Linked DNA regions of Homo sapiens: region 2 is linked to region 1. The links are chromatin loops, found by intact Hi-C in ENCODE. Cell type or tissue: PC-3. All regions are shown on one strand. Each heading gives the region's core, and the rest is flanking DNA. Links, peaks and the distances in the headings are about the cores only. Region 1 overlaps AKAP7 (A-kinase anchoring protein 7). Region 2 overlaps AKAP7 (A-kinase anchoring protein 7).

Region 1 (9,731 bases), core at 550-8,549:
GTTAAAACCAGTATGAAAAGGTGGCATACATACAAGATGATTTCATTTATTTACTTTACTATAATTCGTGGTTTGGTATGTAGATTATTTGAAAATATATGGTTCCTTAGTCTCAGTCTTAACGTTTTTACATTTCCAGCTATCTATTTTCTTCTCTCGGCACTAATTTTCTTCTAGATTTTTGTTCTGAATCCATCCATTGAGCTAATGTCACAAGCAAGTGACCATTAAATAAAGATGATCGTGGAATGTATTGCTGGCTTTCCATGTTATTTAGATTGATAGTGAAATAAAAGAAGGGAGTGGCGAAATAATAGTTTTTTTTTAATCCACTTGCATGTTAGGAGATTGGACTCATTTCACGTATGTTATTCTTTATTTAAAAAGTTACTTTAATTATAAAATTATTAGCTGAATATATGCTTACTGTAAACAATTCAAATACTTACAGACCTATAGAGTGAAAGGTAGAGTTACTCCCTCATTACCATCCTGCAACCCACTTCCTCCCAACAGAATGTCTCTCTAGGTAAACACTGCCAGTAGATCCTTCCAGACCTTTTCCTATGTGCTGCAAATATATATGGACATACATACATGCATATAGTTTCTTTAAAACAGAAATAAAACTCTCAATATTATTTTGATTTATCATAATTTAAACATTCTTCTGTTGATGAATAATTAGGTTGATTTCTGTTTCTTTGGTACCACAAACAATGCTGTTATGAACTTCCTTGTTCACTTTTCTTTGGGTGGATATGCCAGTATTTCAAAGAACCAATTCTTTGAAGTGGAATTCTAAGAGCAGAGGGTATTAGACATTATAAACCTTCAGAAATACCTCAGATTGCCTTGTCAAGCAATAGTGACAATTTATACTCCCAACCGTGGTGTATGAGAAGAACATTTGTTAGGATAAACTCGTGGTAGAAAGACTATCAGAGGTCATATAAAATTGATATGGCCCTTTGAGCTATGAATTATGCAACTGACATTAAAAAAATGTTAAAAATCTCATTTTCTTTAAGATGTCCTAGCTGCTGATATTATTCTAAAGAAATAATTTAAAAAGAGAAGTTCTTTATGCATAAAGATGTTTACTGAAGTATTATCAATAATAGGGAAATAATAGAAATAACTCCCACAACAATAGGGAAATGTTTAAGTCAATTATGGTAAATCATATAAATGATATAAGCAGCTACTGAAGTAGATATAAGGATTCTATAACAGCATACAAAGTAAATAAAATACTATACTCTTTAGTATATAAAATCTATCCTATAAAATGTATACTGTAATTAAAATTGTATAAAATGGTTTCCTTGGGTTTGCCTTGCCAGCACCTTAATGTGTTTCATCGCATTTTAGAGGTAAAAAGTGGCTTCCCACAGTTACTCTCTTAGCCCATGATTTTTCCGGTAGATCAGTGAATAGAACTGACCTTAATGTCACTCAGAATATAGTATATCCCCCTTGACATGCTGAGGATTCCCATTTTGGTTTGCTGGGGTTCTGAGGAATGGTGGGACCTTGGTGAGTGGAGTGTAATAAGAAGTGGTGATGAGCAAAGTTAGGTGCCCCATGACAATGCAGGAGTGAGGGGCAGCCACCGGATTCAGAAAACCTGAAGATTTTCCATTGTCATGGGAGTGGTCCTTCAGTTTCTGGTATGGAGGGGTGGTGTATAGTGAGACTGTCTGGAAAAGAGCTAAATGATATCTCCTGTTGAGATGCTCTGTTTTAAAGACTGAAGCCAGATGGTGTCCTCCTTATATTTCAATTTGACCTGCTAGAGGGTAGTCTGGAAATGATTTTATGTATGATACTGATGCACTGAAAGTACTGATGCACTAAAAGCACCTAAAGTACTGGTGCTACTGTTGTCAGGGTAGACATGATGATTGTTGGTAAAAAGGGGTGTGCTGTGTAGAGGAATGCTCTGGATTATTACAGGAAATATTATAGGAAAATTCTGAGATAGTAAGATAGCCGGTCCATTCATTATTGTCTATAGGAGGTATAATGCGATATTCTGTAGTGATAAACCAATTGAGATTTTTTTTTAATCATCTAGTCATTGTCATTTAAAAAGTAACCTGAAAAGCTGTTACCCATGTCAACTTAAAAAATTAGATTCAAAGTCAGAGCTATCATCAGTCTGTTTATGAAGGTAAAACATCTCATTGACATTAAAGATGTGGACAGATGGCTGGTGCAGGGGATGAGCATTCACCCCCTGGGAGGTCGTACAGATCTAGTGTGAGGGTTTCCCAGTGGTGTTCAGTATTTGGTGCAGAAGTCCCTGGGCTTCCGGGGTCCTGTCCTCTGGTAGGCACTTGTTGGCAGGTAATTGCATGTAGTAGTAGTAACCAAAAGCCCAGTGGGGAACTAAACATTCAATATATTGTGTTCAAAATTTTGAAAATACAGAAACTCTCTCTCAAATGTCCTGATGTGAAACTTCTTCTGTGACAGCATGATATTCTGGTTCCCAAGTTAGAGAGCTGAGTTGAGGCTAAGGACAGATTCTGTGAAACATAAGGCTTTTCTTGGCAATTATGTATCTTTCTAACACCAGGAGACATTTAGTCAATGTGTCAGCTTTGCATATTCTTAGTTTCATGAAATTCTAATGGGTATTTTGCATAATAAAACATCAAAAGGAATCATTATCATTGTATTCTGTAATTTTTTTCATCAAATGAAACCTCAGAAAATCATATTAAATTACTGTCTCTGAAATAGTAACTAAAGTTCAGGTTATTTGTAGTTTTTTCAGAATTTAGTTGACATAGCTAGTCCGCTAACTTGTTCAGCCTCATGCTTTTTGTACGGTATCTTTTTGGACTTATTTTTCTTACTGAATGAACTTGGGTTTCAGTGATTTCAATGTTGCAAATCTTGGTTGGTTAGAAATATGTGCTAACACTTGATGGCAGAAGAAGACAAGTTTCAAATCAAACAAACATCTTAATGCAGATCTCAAAAAATAAATGTGATAACATCCTCAAAAAATAAATGTGATCGCCTAATGTATAGATCAGTTGTTTTTAATCACAAATTATTTTCTGGGCTTCTTAGGTATCTTCCCTGATTTATGACTCTTTCAAATTACTACTGTAGCTCTTAAACTGACAAAGACATGTTTTATGAACATGACACCTCTTTGCAGCAGTGTTTTACAGAGTCAGAAAATGAGAGTACTTTAGAATGAAAAAAATGAACTTTGAAAATTATTAGCGACTTTCACTTAGACTGGTTTGTTTTGAGGGCAGAATTCAAGATGCAAAAAGTAAGGGCTGAAGGGTGATCATTGGACCTGATGATGATGATGATGTTGAGGGGAGTGGAGAAGAGGATATAGGACAGTCATTGGTAGGAATGGAAAAGGAGAGCATATGGTTGAAAATTTTGTTCTGATGCTACCATTAAGAGGAAATTCCAGTTCCTGAATTGTTTGGTGATTGAATATACAGAACTAGAATTGTAATGGAAAGTTTCTATACTAGGTTGGTTGAATTCAGCCTTACTCTGCATCCCTCCCTAACTGTGAGCCCTGATGTCATCTTTCTTCACTCACTACCATTATTTACTTCTATCTATCTAGCTACCTAGCTAGCTGTCTGTCTGTCTGTCTGTCCATCCATCCATCTATCTATCTATCTATCTATCTCTGCATATTTTTTCAGGATTTTGTTAACTGGGCCTGGTATAGTTTGACTGCCACTCACTTTTGGGGGTCTGCATGACAGTGAGCTTTTATAAACCATGTTAAAACTCAGGAGCATTAAGACTATTCCTTCTTAAAGGAATCCCTGTAGTAATTTAAAGGAGCATGAGCTTTCCTGTTTTAGCCCTGTTGTTTAGTCCTGGACAAAATCACATAACCTCTCTCGATCTCTGTTGACTTATCGTAAAAGAAGGACTCTTGACTCCTGTGCTATCCTGAAATGTCTATAAGGTAAACAGTTTGACCAAATTGCTTAATTTGGCTTCACACAGTTATATATATTTTTAACCTCATATTGGCTTTCTTTTCTGTGTGGAAGGAGAATGACAGAAAGAAGAAAGGTCTTCAAGTACTGATAGGAAGATAGGGGCAATTTAGATCTGAATCTTTTCACTTGTCCTCCTAGAAGCCAGATGGAGCAACAAGGACAATGGGAAAAATACTCTACACATTTTTTTTTTTTTTTGAAAGAACTAGGATCTCACTTGGTTGCCCAGACCTAGAGTTCATGGCATGATCATAGCTGATCGCAGCCTCCAAATCCTGGGCTCAAATGATCCTCCTGCCTCAGCCTCCTGAGTAGCTGGGACTACAGGTGTGCACACCATGCCTGGCTAATTAAAATTTTTTTTTTTTTTTTTTTTTTTTTTAGATATGGGGTGTTGCTATGTTGCCCAGGCTGGTCTTGAACTCCTGGCCTTAAACGATCCTCACACCTTGGCCTCCCATAGTGTTGGGATTACAGATGTGAGCAACTGCACCCAGCCACATACTACATCTTTAGTGAAACTGAGAGGTAGAGAAATCCTGTCAATACCAAATTATGTGGAAGTGCTGGTGGTAGAGGCCCTCCTGACCTGGGAGACAGAATAGGCAAGGGCTCTACATTTTAAAGAATATTCCTTCATTCTAACAAAGGAGAGGCACAGAGAAGCCTGGAGACTACCCTGCCACTTCCTTCCTTCATCCCACAAAGAGGGCATTTGTAGATGCCCTGGTTATTCAGTGAACCTTGATTATTCCAGACAAAACTTTAAAAATATCTTTGGTGCAAGATAAAGCAGATTGTTTCTGTAAACTATTTTTGAATCTCCCGGTGTCAGATGGCTTAATTACTCACAGTTTTTAGTTGTTTTTGAGTCACTTTTCATATTTCCAAGTACATTAAACAGCAAATCTCTTTGTTTTAATGGCTTTTTAACACTAAAAATTCAGTGAATTCTCATGAGGTAGAATGTAATTTCTTCTGAGATACTCTAGATTACATTAGTCAACACTGTCATCTACTGTGTGTTAAAGAGCACTATTTATAACAAGTGCCTTCACTTATGTTTCTAATGTATTTTTCAACTTTATGCTGTTGTATTGTCTATTTCTGTATATTGAAAAAAAACAAGTTTACAATTGTTTAACAATTGGAAATGATGTTTACAAAGGTAAACCTGCTTAACATTCATTTGGAATCTTTCAGTACTTTGTATGTCTTTAAAAATTGAGAAACAGTAAACAGAATGCTAAATTATTTTATGGGAAATTCTAGAAATTGACTAAAGTCAGGATTACAAATGATTCCTGGTTGATCTTGATTCTGTTAGAGATTTTGACAACTTTGAAAACCCTGGAAGAAATGACTGGTGAACCTAATATTAAATCTTCAAAGTGGAATGGAGATTTGAAGCAAGTATCTTCAATAGCATTTTCTGAGATTTTTCTTTCTGAATATCTGTCAGGGTTTTATGTGAGGCAGGGATCTGTGATCCAATGAATGTTAGCAATGATGGGTTAAGTAAAGTTAATCAAATTCTTTATGTCAGAACTTCTTAGGTTCTCTGAAATGCAAATGCTTATTGTGAATCTCAAGAGCTTACAACAACAGAGATTCTTTTTTTCCCCCCATGTTAATGGATCCTCTGGCTCTGCTCCACATTGTCTTTACTCAGGACCGTGGCTGGGCAGCCTCCATCTAGGACTTTTCTGCTCTTCTGGCAAAAGGAAAGAGAGTTGGTGAACATGCTGATTCTTAAAGCTTTTGCTAAGAAGTGACACACATCATTTCTGATCATATTTTATTGGCCAAAGCAAGTCACATGGTTCCTTCTGAGTGTAACAGAGCAGGATATATAATTTGCTTCCAGGAAGGTACACCACAGGTGGGGCAGAAAATATTTTGAACAGTTGTATAGTCTACTCAGCATTGTTTCCCAACCAGACCAGCAAGTCCTTTTTCCACTGACTGTTTTGTAGCCATTAGTATTTGGTAGAACATGGCTTAGGAAATGCTGATTTGATAATTCCAGCTTAAGTGATTTTTTTTTTTGTTAAACATATAGATTCTGTGGACATATTTATTTTCCAGCAGTTGCATCTACAGATAAGCATCTGATTTTTTTTTTGTTTGTTTGAGATGGAGTCTCGCTCTGACTCCCAGGCTGGAGTGCAGTGGTGCGATCTCGGCTCATTACAAGTTCTGCCTCCTGGGTTCACGCCATTCTCCTGCCTCAGCCTCCTGAATAGCTGGGACTACAGGTGCCCGCCACCATGCCCGGCTAATTTTTTGTATTTTTAGTAGAGACGGGATTTCACCATGTTAGCCAGGATGGTCTGGATCTCCTGACCTTGTGATCCACCCGCCTCGGCCTCCCAAAGTGCTGGGATTACAAGCGTGAGCCACCACACCCAGCCCGATAAACTTCTGATTTAAGTGTAATTGAAGAAACAGAGTTTTAGAACTTATATTAAAAGATGCAGTATCAGAGTATTCAAGTTAATTAAAATTGCATGTGTTTGCCTTAATTATATTAAATATAAAAATTCTATCTCAAAGATTACCGTTAGTTATGGGAAAAATGTTTTTCTCAGCGAGTCGTTTTTAGACATTTTGAAACTTCTGTCAGCTGGTAATTTTCATTTTCTTAGTCAAGGACAAAGTGGAACATCATGAAAATATAGGCAACTGGCAAGTCCCACAGTGGATTGATTATGGGTAAAGACAAAATAGAATATATGGTCAAGAAAACCTAAGATTTTATTCCAAAATGGTGTTGATGCAGAACTATTTACCTTGTTTAGTAAGTGACAGCTAATTACTGACCCACTCAAATGGTCACATAAAAGCAAACCAGCTGGAATTATTTGGATGGCAAGAAGATTTTCTGTCACTGGAAAGATTGGCCAACCAACTCTTATTAAAATAATTAACTGCATAGTGAAAGAAGGTAAAGCTGTATTCTTCTTGAGGGACTCAGATATGAGAAGGAATTAAGGTTGCAATCCAAAACCATAACTAGTTTATATCAGAATTATACTTCCATTTCTACATATGAGCTGGTTTATTTTGACCATCAGAATCTTACTCTCTCAAGGAAAGATACCTTAAAAATAGAATAATACTGGTTCTTCAAAATACTAAACCAGTTCAGTTCTCTTTCAATTGGTTACTCTAGTAAATTAAAAGACAAAAAGGTTGTTGGCCTCTTTGCCAGGGCCAATCCTCACTTTATCTGTAGTTGAGGACCTAACAGAACTTACTCATATCATCTTAGGGACTAGCCACCCTTGGCTACAGGAATTCCAGTTTTGTTCCTACAGGAGGTGTTCTATTTCTAAACCCTACTGATGGCAGTATATTTAACTGTTGGCCAGGTTTGTGACACCATTTTGGAGATCCATCTTTAAGGCCTTTCAGTGCAACTGTATCTTTATACTGTCCCTAAGCTGAAGACCAGAGTATGAAACTACCTCTCTTCCTTCCTTGGGGATTGCCTTCCCCACAGCTGGATCTAATTATAATAATTTGTTGTGTAACTTTATTTAGAGCAGAATATTTCTTTCACAGTAATTTCCGGTTTGGTCTCCAGCACTACTGTGGGATTTTCATTGGCCATTCATTACCTGGGAGAATGTTCCTTGTGACTCCCTGTAGTGATCCTGCACCTTTGGCAACAGCCTCTCCCTAATCTTACCCATTCCATGTTTCACGACTTGGTCCCCTTGGATCCCACCTTGCTCTTCACCCTCCCTGACCTACCCTGACAATCAGAAAATGGTAAACTTTGTGCTCTTGGACTTCCAGGCCAAATATCTCTAGAATTTAATTTACCAGGGAGTGGTCACTTGGGAATAAGCTGAATGGATAGGGAAATCAAATCAAACGTACTTCTCAACAGGTGGTAACTTTTCCATCACACATATATCCTTATTGGCAGGTACCTAAGATGTACAAAGTGGGTATGTGATGGACATGGAGAAGATGGTGTCGTTTGGCTTGTTAAGCTTTCTGGGGTCTGTGTGAGCAATGGTAGCACCCAGTGGGTATAGCAAAAGGGGAATATGCCAGTGTATATAATTTTTTGCATTCTATTATCTTAAGATACAAAATCCTTGTCTTTTGTCAATTTTTTCTTTTCCTGCCCCACTCACTGCTTTTTTTATTAGTCTTGAAGTGCTTCTCAAAATTTGGAAAATATTCTTTCTTAATTTTTGAAATCTCTAAAAGAAAAGGCTGGGTGGAAATTACTGACTGGTTTGATGCCTATTTTAACTGTACTTTTAAAAAGCAAATCTAATGTTTATAGATACAGGCTGACTCTGAGTGCATTAGGAAATTTATGTAATCCAGATGGGCGCGGTGGCTCACGCCTGTAATCCCAGCACTTTGGGAGGCTGAGGTGGGCGGATCACGAGGTCAGGAGATTGAGACCATCCTGGCTAATACGGTGAAACCCCATCTCTACTAAAAAAAAAAAAATGCAAAAAATTAGCCAGGTATGGTGGCGGACACCTGTAGTCCCAGCTGCTTGGGAGGCTGAGGCAGGGGAATGGCGAGAACCCGGGAGACGGAGGTTGCAGTGAGCCGAGATCACGCCACTGCACTCCAGCCTGGGAGACAGAGTGAGACTCCGTCTCAAAAAAAAAAAAAAAAAAAAAGAAAGAAAATTTATGTAATCCCTGTAATTCTATACAGATGTTCCTCAGTTTATGATAGGGTTACATTCTGATAAGCCCATCATAAATTGAACAAGTTGTAAGTTAAAAATGCATTTAATACATTTACCTTATCAAACCTGATAGCCTAGCCTAGCCTACCTAAATGTGCTCAGAACACTTACATTAGCCTACAGTTGGGCAAAATCATCTAACACAAAACCCATTTTATAGTAAAGTGTTGCATATCTCATGTAAGCTATTGAATATTGCACTGAAAGTGAAAAAACAATGGTTGTGTTAGTACTCGAAGTATGGGTTCTACTGAATGCATGTTGCTTTCACACGTCGTAAAGTTGAAATATCATATGTTGAATCATCCTAAGTCAGGGACGATCTGTATTTTAAAGTAAACAAGGGGAAATTTCACAATTAAATGTTTAAGTTTGAAATGTGGGCAAGGTTCCGGTTGAATGTTATATAAAAATTATTTTACATAGCCATGTGTGTCATACTTAGAAAGTCTTTGTTTACATTTCTTGCTCTATCTGGAGAGAAACATTCATTTTAAAATTGGTTTAAGGGCTACACATGATTCTTGGGTCATATGTTTAATGACTGTTCCATATTTAGCTATTGTTTTTTTCCCATCAGACTCCCTTATATCTGTTACGATGTCCAGGGAACAGTTCCAAACCAAATAAGGTGAAAGGCTTGTATCATTGAGCACCTTTCTTCCTTGTTCCATTTCCTAAGTTATAGGGGTGTCAATGTAAATCGCAATGCCACTATGTCTTTCCCATTTCTTCACCCAGTTCTTGTAACATTCAGTTGTTGGAGTCCTTCCTCTGTTAGACAGGGGCATCTTTTCTAAGTAGTATGCAGGGAATACTCCTGGGTAGTTAGGCAGAGTAAGAGGCTGAGTTAGGTTAAGTAAGGTATCCTATTGAGAATGATGTTGGGGGTTAGAATGAGGGGGAGAAAAGTGAGAAGGAAGAATGTTGATGGGAAAAGAGTCTAGGAAATTGATTAGTTCATAAGAAAGTGAGAAAAGTAGAAAGTACCAGGTACA
Region 2 (9,731 bases), core at 1,056-9,055, 50 kb after region 1:
CCCCATTCACTCCTGATGGCCCCCTGGGTCCTCTCCATTTTCTGCCCATCATTCTTTCATCTGTCTGATTTTGTGGTTACTTCACTGGTTTTCTCTTCCTAATCTGCTTCATACTCCGTTCACACTCCCCATGGAAACACATATGCACATTGTAGAGCTGTTTCCTGATGCAGTGTTTAATTTCTCTGGTACAGGATGGTCTAAAGATAGGCTTCTGTGCCAGGCATCACTGTCCTTCTGGTAATAAGTGCCTAACAGTACTTATAAAGGGGACATTTAAAAAGTGGCAGAGAATTTATTGCTCAGCGTGCCTCAAGGAACATATAAATTAGCACAAACTGTGGGTATCTAGTCTGTAAGTTGTGCTGATAATGTGAAAGAATCCATAATAGACATTTGGGAGGGTCCAGCTTTTTTCTGATCTTGCTGCTCGATTGTACCGTAACCTCCTGGGTCTTATTTATCTTTGTGTCATCTCCTAATAGCCTTGTTAGCCTACTCTGAGCAATGTACTCCTTGAGCATCTACTAAAAGCAGAGCACAAAAATGTGAATACTCACTTCTTCTAATTCTGTAACAGGCGGTGGCCCTAGAATGTTCCTCCTTGAAGGTAGCCCAAATTATGGAGAATTTGATGAGTTTTTGGTGAAAGTTTAAATTTGTGGGTGTTATTCTCAAAACACAGGTGAGTTGGAAAGCTCGTCCTCTGCAGTCCTACAGAGATACAGCAAGGATATACCCAGTTGGTCAAGTGGTAAGAGTCAAGTGACCCCTCCCCTCTCCTGCTGCTATTTTATCCTGCTTTTGCCGTTTGGTGGTGGTGGTAGATAGAAATAATTCTAATTTAATTGATTTATTAGTGCTACTGTTTTAGTCTATTGATAGCAAATGATGATTTTTTTAAATCAACTAGTTGTGTGGGAGCCTAAGCTGTAGAAAGTTAACTATATGCATACCCAGAAATATTCTTATGCAATTTGAATTGATACATAATCGTTGTACATATTTATGGGGCATGTGATATTTTGGTACATGCATGCAATGTGTAAGGATCAAATCAGGGCAATTAGGATATCCATCACCTCAAACATTTATCATTTCCTTGTGGCGGGAATATTTCAACTTCCAGCTATTTTGGAATGTACAATAAATGTTTTTAACTATAGTCACCTTACTGTGCTGTCAAACATTAGAACCAATTCCTTCTATCTAACTGTGTTTGTACCTATTAACCTCTCATCATCTTTCTCCCCTACAACTTCCCAGCCTCTGGTAACCATCATTCCACTCTATCTCCATGAGATCTACTTATTTATTTATTTATTTATTTATTTATTTATTTATAAGCTCCAACATAGGAATGAGAACATACAATATTTGTCTTTATGTGCCTGGCTTATTTCACTTCCTGTAATGACCTACATTTCCATCCATGTTGCTGAAAATGACAGGATTTTATTCTTTTTTATGGCTGAATCGTATTCCATAGTATATATATACCACATTTTCATTATCCATTCATCTATTGATGGAAAGTTAGGTTGATTCCGTATTTGGCTCTTGTGAATAATGCTGCAGTAAACATCGGGGTGCAGGTATTCCTTTGATACACTGATCTCCTTTTCTGTGGATAGATACCCAGTAGTGGGATTGCTAGAAATTTTGCCAGTGGGCTGAATAGTCAAATACAGCAGAGCTTGTCATGGTTTATTTATTAATTAGTGCAGCACAAAACACTTTTTTGTTTAAATCTTGGAAATTAAACATTTTTCCAAACTGTATTTTTCACCACAGTAAGTAGAATACACTGCCAATAAATTCATGTTTCTTGGAAGATTAGGCTCTTTCTCTTGCTCTACGGGAACATTGTTAACATTAAAAATTACTGGAAATATTATAGGTTTAACAAATACTATAGGTATTTTCCAATGTAGTTTTTGCTGACTACTTATATAGAACTTGATTTATTTGAATTACCTAATTTCTCATATTGAGCTGCCTGAAAGGAATGTCTATCATGAACAGAAATGTCATTGCAGATAACCCACAGTGGTCAATATTGCAGAGGCATATGGACCACTCTGGGTTATCTATCTTATTAAGCAAACCTCACAAGAAAACTTAATAACTATGTAGATACCTCTGTAACTAATTAGAAAACATTTTATTTTCTCTTTTGCTGTTGCTGATTTTCCCATTTTGAAGTACACTGCTTTTATGTAGAATTAAATGGATGAATGGTAAAGATGAACTGACCTACCTCATGAGTTAGTCTCTTGTCACTGAAAGTATTCAAGGACAGGATGGGGACATCATAAGGACATCACCTTCTAGGGATGTTGTAAGGGGAGAATGGACTTGCTAATGAATGAATGCACTGACAACTCAGTTTCTTTCTAGTCCTGATATTCTGTGATGGCTGAAAATAAAATATTAGAATAAGTATGTGTTTTAACAAGACACATTTTAATTTTATACATGAAATATGTGTTAGTATAGTCTTTTTGTGTGGGATGAATTACTGGGACCATTTATAGTACTCATTTTATAAATATGAGTCAAATGTTGAGATAATTTCTGATATTACATTAATCCATAAATTGAGGTATGCAGTGTGGATTTAATGTCTGGTGAATACATATATATAACCGTAATTACCATAAAGGTGATCAAATTTTACACAAGGACATCTATATTTAGATTTTCCAATTACCTAGAAGTCATCCTAGAAATCCTATAGCCTTATACTTTGCTCTTCTCATTTGCACCTAAGATATGCTGACTTCATGGTTACCTTTCACATGTCTGCTCTATCTTATCACATGGATTTCAAACACCTCGTATTCAGGGTAGGTGTCGTACATCTCTCTTAGTGGCACCAGACCCTAACATAGCGTGTTACCCAGAGGAGGCATGTTCTAAATGTTTGTCGATGAAGGGAATGATACACATTTCTTGTGAGTGTGAGAGAGCTTCAGTGTCAATCAGCCTATCAGATGATAGAATATGGAATAACTGGTTAATGTTGGAACCCATGAAGAGCTTTGGTTACTGAACGTACCAGAGAAACATTTTAACAGGCTCACACTTAGACTTTACATTCTGGGCCCCAGGGAATGAGGATAGGGAACCTCCCATCAAAGGACAGTGACACTTTATTTTTCTTCCTTGCCAGTAAAAATGTGTTTGCCCACAGGGGACACAGCATAACTCCAGTTCTGCCACTGCCTGTTAAAAACATATGGCCCATTGCTTGGCATGCAGTTCTTACTGTAGACAGAGCACAGGCCTGGGAGGACAGAGAGCTGGATGGGAAACCCAGCTCTGCTATTACATCCTGTCTGTCTGAGCAAGCTGCTAACATCTCAGGGCTTCAGTTCCTCAGATTTAAGAAGTGGGGGTTGAACTACTCTTGTTTAATTCATATTTTCTCATTTGCCCCTTAGAGCTAAGAGTCTAGGGAATAAAAGAATGAGTGATATAGATGTGATGCAATTCTTTCTCTTCCTCCTCCTCCAAATCTTCCTCTTTGACTTCCCCTCTTTTTCTCCTCCTCTTAATTTATTTAATGTTTACTGTGTGCCAAGTACTATGCTAGGATTATGTTCAAGACTGCTTATTAAATGCAACTGTTAGAAAATAGATGCTCCCTGTCTCATTTAAGAGTGCAAGTTGCTGAAAGCCAGAAGTGTGGGGGATTTCTCAGTTACAGTCTCCCGGGGTGCCATGGGGCTGAGAGCTGGTAGAAGGCTGGGATCCTAGGCAGCTCAGCATCTGCTGCCCTCTTTCTGAAGCAGTGAAGCCAGAGGTATTGTGTGTAACCTGAGACTACATTTTGCGTAAGATTTCTGTGGGTAATATTGTGGTAGCAGCAGGAATGGTGTGCAAGGTAAAACAAACATTTAACCATAGTCACTAAAGGTTAGATTTTCCCTTTATTAAATAATTTGTAATTAGGAGGCTTATGTTTCTAAAATCAAGTAAAGGAACATTAGAGCAAATGCTAGTACTTACTATTCTTATCTTACCTTCCTGATTCCATCTATTAATTCATAGGCTATGTGGTAACTGGATTCCTTCTTGTTATTCTGACATTTTTAGAGTTTGCAGGATTCTACCATCAAATGTTGAATAATTTCCATGAGGAATAGCAAGGTTGTAGAATTATTCCCAGCCCCCAGTAGAGCCATTGACTGCCATGAGCTGTATCCAAAAGCCCTGTCCTTCAGCAGTGTGATGTGGTCTGTCCTGTGTCATCTTCCTGGGGGGCCATGAAAGAAGCAGCAGGACTCTGATATACCGAAAGCTTTTGGCTAATAAAAGAAAGTTTCATATCTGAATTACTCCTTCCTGGGACATTATTATTATTATTATTATTATTATTAAAGAGATGGCCCAAGCAGGTCTCAAACTCCTGGCCTCAAGTGATCCTCCCACCTCGGCCTCCCAGAGTATTGGGATTATAGATGTGAGCCACTGCACCCAGCCATGGATTTGCATTTTAATAAGACCAAATTATCCCAAGTGCTCTTGGGAAATATTTATAGTAAAATAATGAAATAAAAAATAAAAGATAAGCAGTGATGATGACAGCCCAACTCAAAAGAGTTTCAAAATTCTCAATGTCTATATGGTAGAAAAATGGAGGCTCTAGAGACAAAATGGCTCAGTTTGCACTTTTGGTTCTGACATTTACCGTTTAACTTCTCTAAGATTTTTTTCTGTGCATTTGTCTTAAACAGTATCTACCTATTGAGAAAATTAAATAAGCTAATGCCTATAAAATTCCTGACACTGTGCTTGGCATATAATAGACTCAGTAAATATAAATTTCTTTGCAGCAAATAGTGTGTTAATTGCATAGCCGCAGTAAGAAGTCAGCTTGAGCTTGGGCAACATGGCAAAAATTAACTGGGTGTGATAATGTGTACCTGTAGTCCCAACTACTCGGGAGGCTGAAGTGCCATGATTGCACCACTGTACTCCAGCCTGGGTGACAAAGTGAGGCCTTGTCTCAAAAAAAAAAAAAAAAAAAAAAGTCAGCTTGGCAGAACTATGCTTTTATTTCTACCTTATGCAGTAGAGATAAAAAGGCACTTGGAATGTCAGACCTTGAATTTTTGAGTAGACTTGCAGCATTGATCTGCACAGCCTAATTTCCTATGGGGAATGGGGAACTCTTTCCCCCACTTCTTGGGGTCTTGTCCATCATGAGGCCTTACTTCCTGCCCCAGGAGAGACATGTGGTCCTAGCAAAGTCAACCATGATCTTCCTTGAGATTTGATAGAGAGCCTGTCTTCCTTTTGGGTTGTGAGCAGAAAGGCTGTCATCCTAAGATCACAGTACTTGGTACTGTAGAGCAAGTACCATCAGGAAGAGTCGTTCTGAGAATGGAGCCAGCACAGAGGAAAGTAAGCCTAGGGAAGGAGAGAGTCCTGATGAGTGTCTGAGCCTCTGAGTTCAGCCATGCCCAAGACCTTCTGCACTACATGAAGCAGTAAATCCTCCCTTTTTTCTTTGTTTACACTTGCTTGATTTAGGGGACACTCAGTGTGTATATAAGTAGAAATAAAACCATAGTTATGCCAAGCTGACTTCTAAGGTGACTGTGGTTACACAATTAATACACTTTTTTTGTTGCAGGGAAATTATATTTTCTGAGTTTATTAGATGCCATGTCCCAGTGTGTATTCCGAAACAAATATTACCAAACCTAGTGAAGAAGTGAGAGTTCTCTGACTTACTATTCATGTTCCATTTTAGTTGCAATGAAATGTAGCCTTAAGTCAGAGCTGCTGTTAAGGAATAGCAGGTTCACTTCAATTAATGTTGTTGAGCCCATGATTCAGAAAACTCTGAGCCAGGTGTTCTGAAAGGTATGATGATGAGTAACACATGCTTCCTACTAATGGATTCTTTCTTTAAAAAGTTACATGGCCTTGTAAAAAGAAATCTGTGAGACCTCAAAGTTTATTATGCCTTGAACGTAAAAAGCCAAGATAAAGGATATTGATTGATGCTTTCAGTCTAACAAGCAAAGCCATGCCTCTTACATGCCCAGGGAGTTCCATAGCTAAGTCACTGAGAGTGAGTTAATTACTACCCAAATTGGAAATTACCTTAAGCTTCTATCCCAGGCAGGATTTACAACTTGACATGAACAAACAGTTCCTACAGCAAACATCTTAGCAAATAAAATCTTCTGTGACTAACATTCATAATGTGAGTTACAAGTTAACAGACCTTGAAACTATTAAAATAAATCTTTCAGTTGCATGGTAAAGTTCTTTGCCCTTAGCAAATAGTCATAGACAAAAGCGGAACTGTATGATGAAAATATAAAGAATAAGTATAGCTTTAACTTAAATTATATGGTAACTAGAACATAAATGTTGTTAATTTTATTAAAGGTTAAATCAGAGATATTTGAGGCTTATAATTTTCTGCACTTATTTATATACTTTCCCCCAAAACTTATGAATTTAGTCAAGAACATTAATAAACCTATTATGTATCTATGTAGTGCCAGGGAGAAAGTGATATACAAACAAGATGCTTGGTGTGGATTGACAGAGGATCTCATATTCCCAAGGGAGTCAGAGCTCACCTAGTTACCTAGTTTGTAGTGCTGATGGGAGAGGGAAGAAGGAATCAGGTGGAAAGGGTGATTCACTCTAAACGACCTGGCTCAGAGCCCCTCCCCGGCTTCTCTCCTGACTTCGAGGTCAGATAGTAGTTGTTGGCATTTGCCATGTGAATTACATCAGGCTTCAGTTTGATGTCTCATATCTGACTGTTTAAGCAAAAATATAATTCACACTTTCTAAGCATTTTAAATGTTCAGCTAAAGTTAGCTGTGAAATGCAGCCTTTTCAGGATTTGATTGATAGCTGATAAACTGGCAAGCAGATGACTTGTTAATCTCAGACTTTCTATCTAGGGCTATTGTAGTCAGACTTTGTTTAGAGTACTGGCCAGCTGGAGTGTGACCTGAGGGAGGCCAGGATGGTGACGAGCCTGGAAACCACATCACAAGAGGAAAGCTGAAGGACTCAGGCAGCTTAGCTGGGAGGAGAGAAGGTAGAAGAATTAGTGGTCTTAGAACATTTAGAGGGCTCTTTAATGTGGAAGCAAAAGAAGAGTTGTTTTGTATGGCTCTAGGGGAACAGAATTAGGACAGTGAGTGTTAGTTTAACACATTTTCTTTTGGTGGTCTTAGAAGCCAGTGGTAAAGATACATTAAACCCAGTAGTATTCTAATTATGTTTGCAGTAAATCTTGTTTTAAACAATGAAAATACTGAAATGGGATCATAAAATAGAGAAGTTCTCATAGTCAAATTTTGTATTAGTAATTCATAATAAATTGCCTGAGAGAAGATTTTTTAAGGCAGAATTTTCAAACTATTTTAAGTCACCGAACAATTTAAATGGAAGAGCAAAATTTTTTTAAATTTTATTTTAAGTTCTGGGATACCTGTGCAGAGTGTGCAGGTTTGTTAGGTAAATGTGTGCCATGGTGGTTTGCTCCACCCATCAACCCATCACCCAGGTATTAAGCCTTGCATGCATTAGCTATTTATCCGGATACTCTCTTGCCCCTCATCCACCCAACAGGCCCCAGTGTGTGCTGTTCCCCTCCCTGTGTACATGTGCTCTCATTGTTCAGCCCCTACTTGTAAGTGAGAACATGTGGTGTTTGTTTTTTTTTTCTGTTCCTGTGTTAGTTTGCTGAGGATAGTGGCTTCCATATCCATCCATGTCCCTGCAAAGGACATGATCTTGTTCCTTTTTAAGGCTGCATAGTATTCCATGGTGTATATGTACCACATTTTCTTTATCTAGTCTATCATTGATGGGCATTTGGGTTGATTCCATGTCTTTGCTATTGTGAATAGTGCTGCAATAAACATACGTGTGCGTGTATCTTTATAATAGAATGATTTATATTTTTTTGGGCATATACCCAGTAATGGGATTGCTGGGTCAAATGGTATTTCTGGTTCTGGGTCTTTGAGGAATCTCCACACTGTCTTCCACAGTGGTTGAACTAATTTACATTCCCACCAACAGTGTAAAAGTGTTCCTGTTTCTCCAGCCTCGCCAGCATCTGTTATTTCTTGACATTTTAATAATCGCCATTCTAACTGGTATTAGATGGTATCTTATTGTGGTTTTGATTTGCGTTTCTCTAATGATCAGTGATGCTGAGCTGTTTTTCATATATTTGTTGGCTGCACAGATGTCTTCTTTTGAGAAGTGTCTGTTCATGTCTTTTGCCCACTTTTTAATGGGGTGGTTTGTTTTTTTCTTGTAAATTTGTTTAAGTTCTTTGTAGATTCTGGATATTAGCCCTTGGTCAGATGGATAGATTGCAAAATTTCCTCCCATTCTTTAGGTTGTCTGTTCACTATGATAATAGTTTCTTTTGCTGTGCAGAAGCTTTTTAGTTTAATTAGATTCCACTTGTTAATTTTTGCTTAGAACACCAAAATTTTCATGAAAAAATGTCTACCTTTTTATTTTCCTTAATTTATAGTCACTATTAAATGAATATTTTAATGGCCCGGCACAGTGGCTCATGACTGTAATCCCAGCACTTTGGGAGGCCGAGGTGGGTGGATCACCTGAGGTTGGGAGTTTGAGACCAGCCTGACCAACATGGAGAAACCCCTTCTCTACTAAAAATACAAAGTTAGCTGGGCGTAGTGGCACATGCCTGTAATCGCAGCTACTCAGCAGGCTGAGGCAGGAGAATCGCTTGAACCCAGGAGGTGGAGGTTGCAGTGAGCTGAGATTGCACCATTGCGCAACAAGAGCGAATGCAGCCTGGGCAACAAGAGCAAAACTCTGTCTCCAAAAAAAAAAAAAAAAGAATATTTTAAATTAATGGCTTTAAGACCAACAAATATGCTTTAAGATAGAAGTATAACATACAAGTTTGGGCTCAAATACATTGTTGTAACACTTACATACCACATAAAATACCAATTATTGAACTAATGGTAACAGCTGGCAGTTGGTACCAATGAATCCTAGAGATAATAAACTAAGGTGTAATGTCTATTGTATTATTGTCTTTATAAATAAAATTTTTATGAAACTATTTTGTCCACATTTAGGTTTAAATTAATTTTCTCTAAAATTAGTTTGGTAAATTTAACATAAAAATTCATTGAGATGCTATTATATACCCAGTACTGTACTTAACCTACTGAACCTCCAATGTAAAATCAGATTTACAGATTTTACAGAGCCTAAAAATATGTAGTAAAACTGTTAAATTTGAATATTGAAAGACATAAATTGTTTTATGGAGAATCAAGTTCATGAAATACGCATTTTTTTCTAAAAAACTTCAAGCTCATAGCTGTTCCTTTGTACCCTTTGCCTCTGTCGTTCATGTCTTAGTCCGCTGTAAATAAAACATTGTGGGGGGGAAATGAAGAAGTAGTTTGTATCATTTAGAATCTAACCAAGAAAATAGAAACTACACCAGTTGCTTTAACAGAGAGAATTTAACGTAGGGAATTAGTTAAGTAAGTTTTGGAGGAATAAAGGGTGGAAAGGCAATACTGAGGGAAAAGATAGTAACTTTTAGGCTGGGTTACTTGTGGGAAGGACCCCCACATAGCCGAGACTCAGACCTTTGAGGAGAGGTTACTGTCTCCAAGGAGGTGTCCCAGTAACACAGAATAGGGACCGTCAAAGCTGGGCTTCTGGCTTTTGAG

The links. A loop is a pair of places that touch in the nucleus more often than their neighbours do. Peaks named below come from ENCODE experiments on the same cell type or tissue, not always from the same donor. Only the 100,000 strongest peaks of a DNase experiment are listed, where the experiment ranks them.
Region 2: a loop joins it to region 1, with 3.0 times the contacts of the local background. A loop is called at or near these places in 6 of 110 quality-filtered maps.

The regions. Positions count from the first base shown.
Region 1 is chr6:131,203,132-131,212,862 of GRCh38, forward strand. The region is part of intron 6 of AKAP7 (A-kinase anchoring protein 7); the gene reads left to right. Among named protein-coding and RNA genes, the nearest start is that of AKAP7, 73 kb to the left of the region's middle. In PC-3, for the core only: no CTCF peak of the experiment used is centred there; no DNase peak of the experiment used is centred there.
Region 2 is chr6:131,252,352-131,262,082 of GRCh38, forward strand. The region is part of intron 7 of AKAP7 (A-kinase anchoring protein 7); the gene reads left to right. Among named protein-coding and RNA genes, the nearest start is that of AKAP7, 120 kb to the left of the region's middle. In PC-3, for the core only: no CTCF peak of the experiment used is centred there; no DNase peak of the experiment used is centred there; H3K27ac peaks cover 3,831 bases.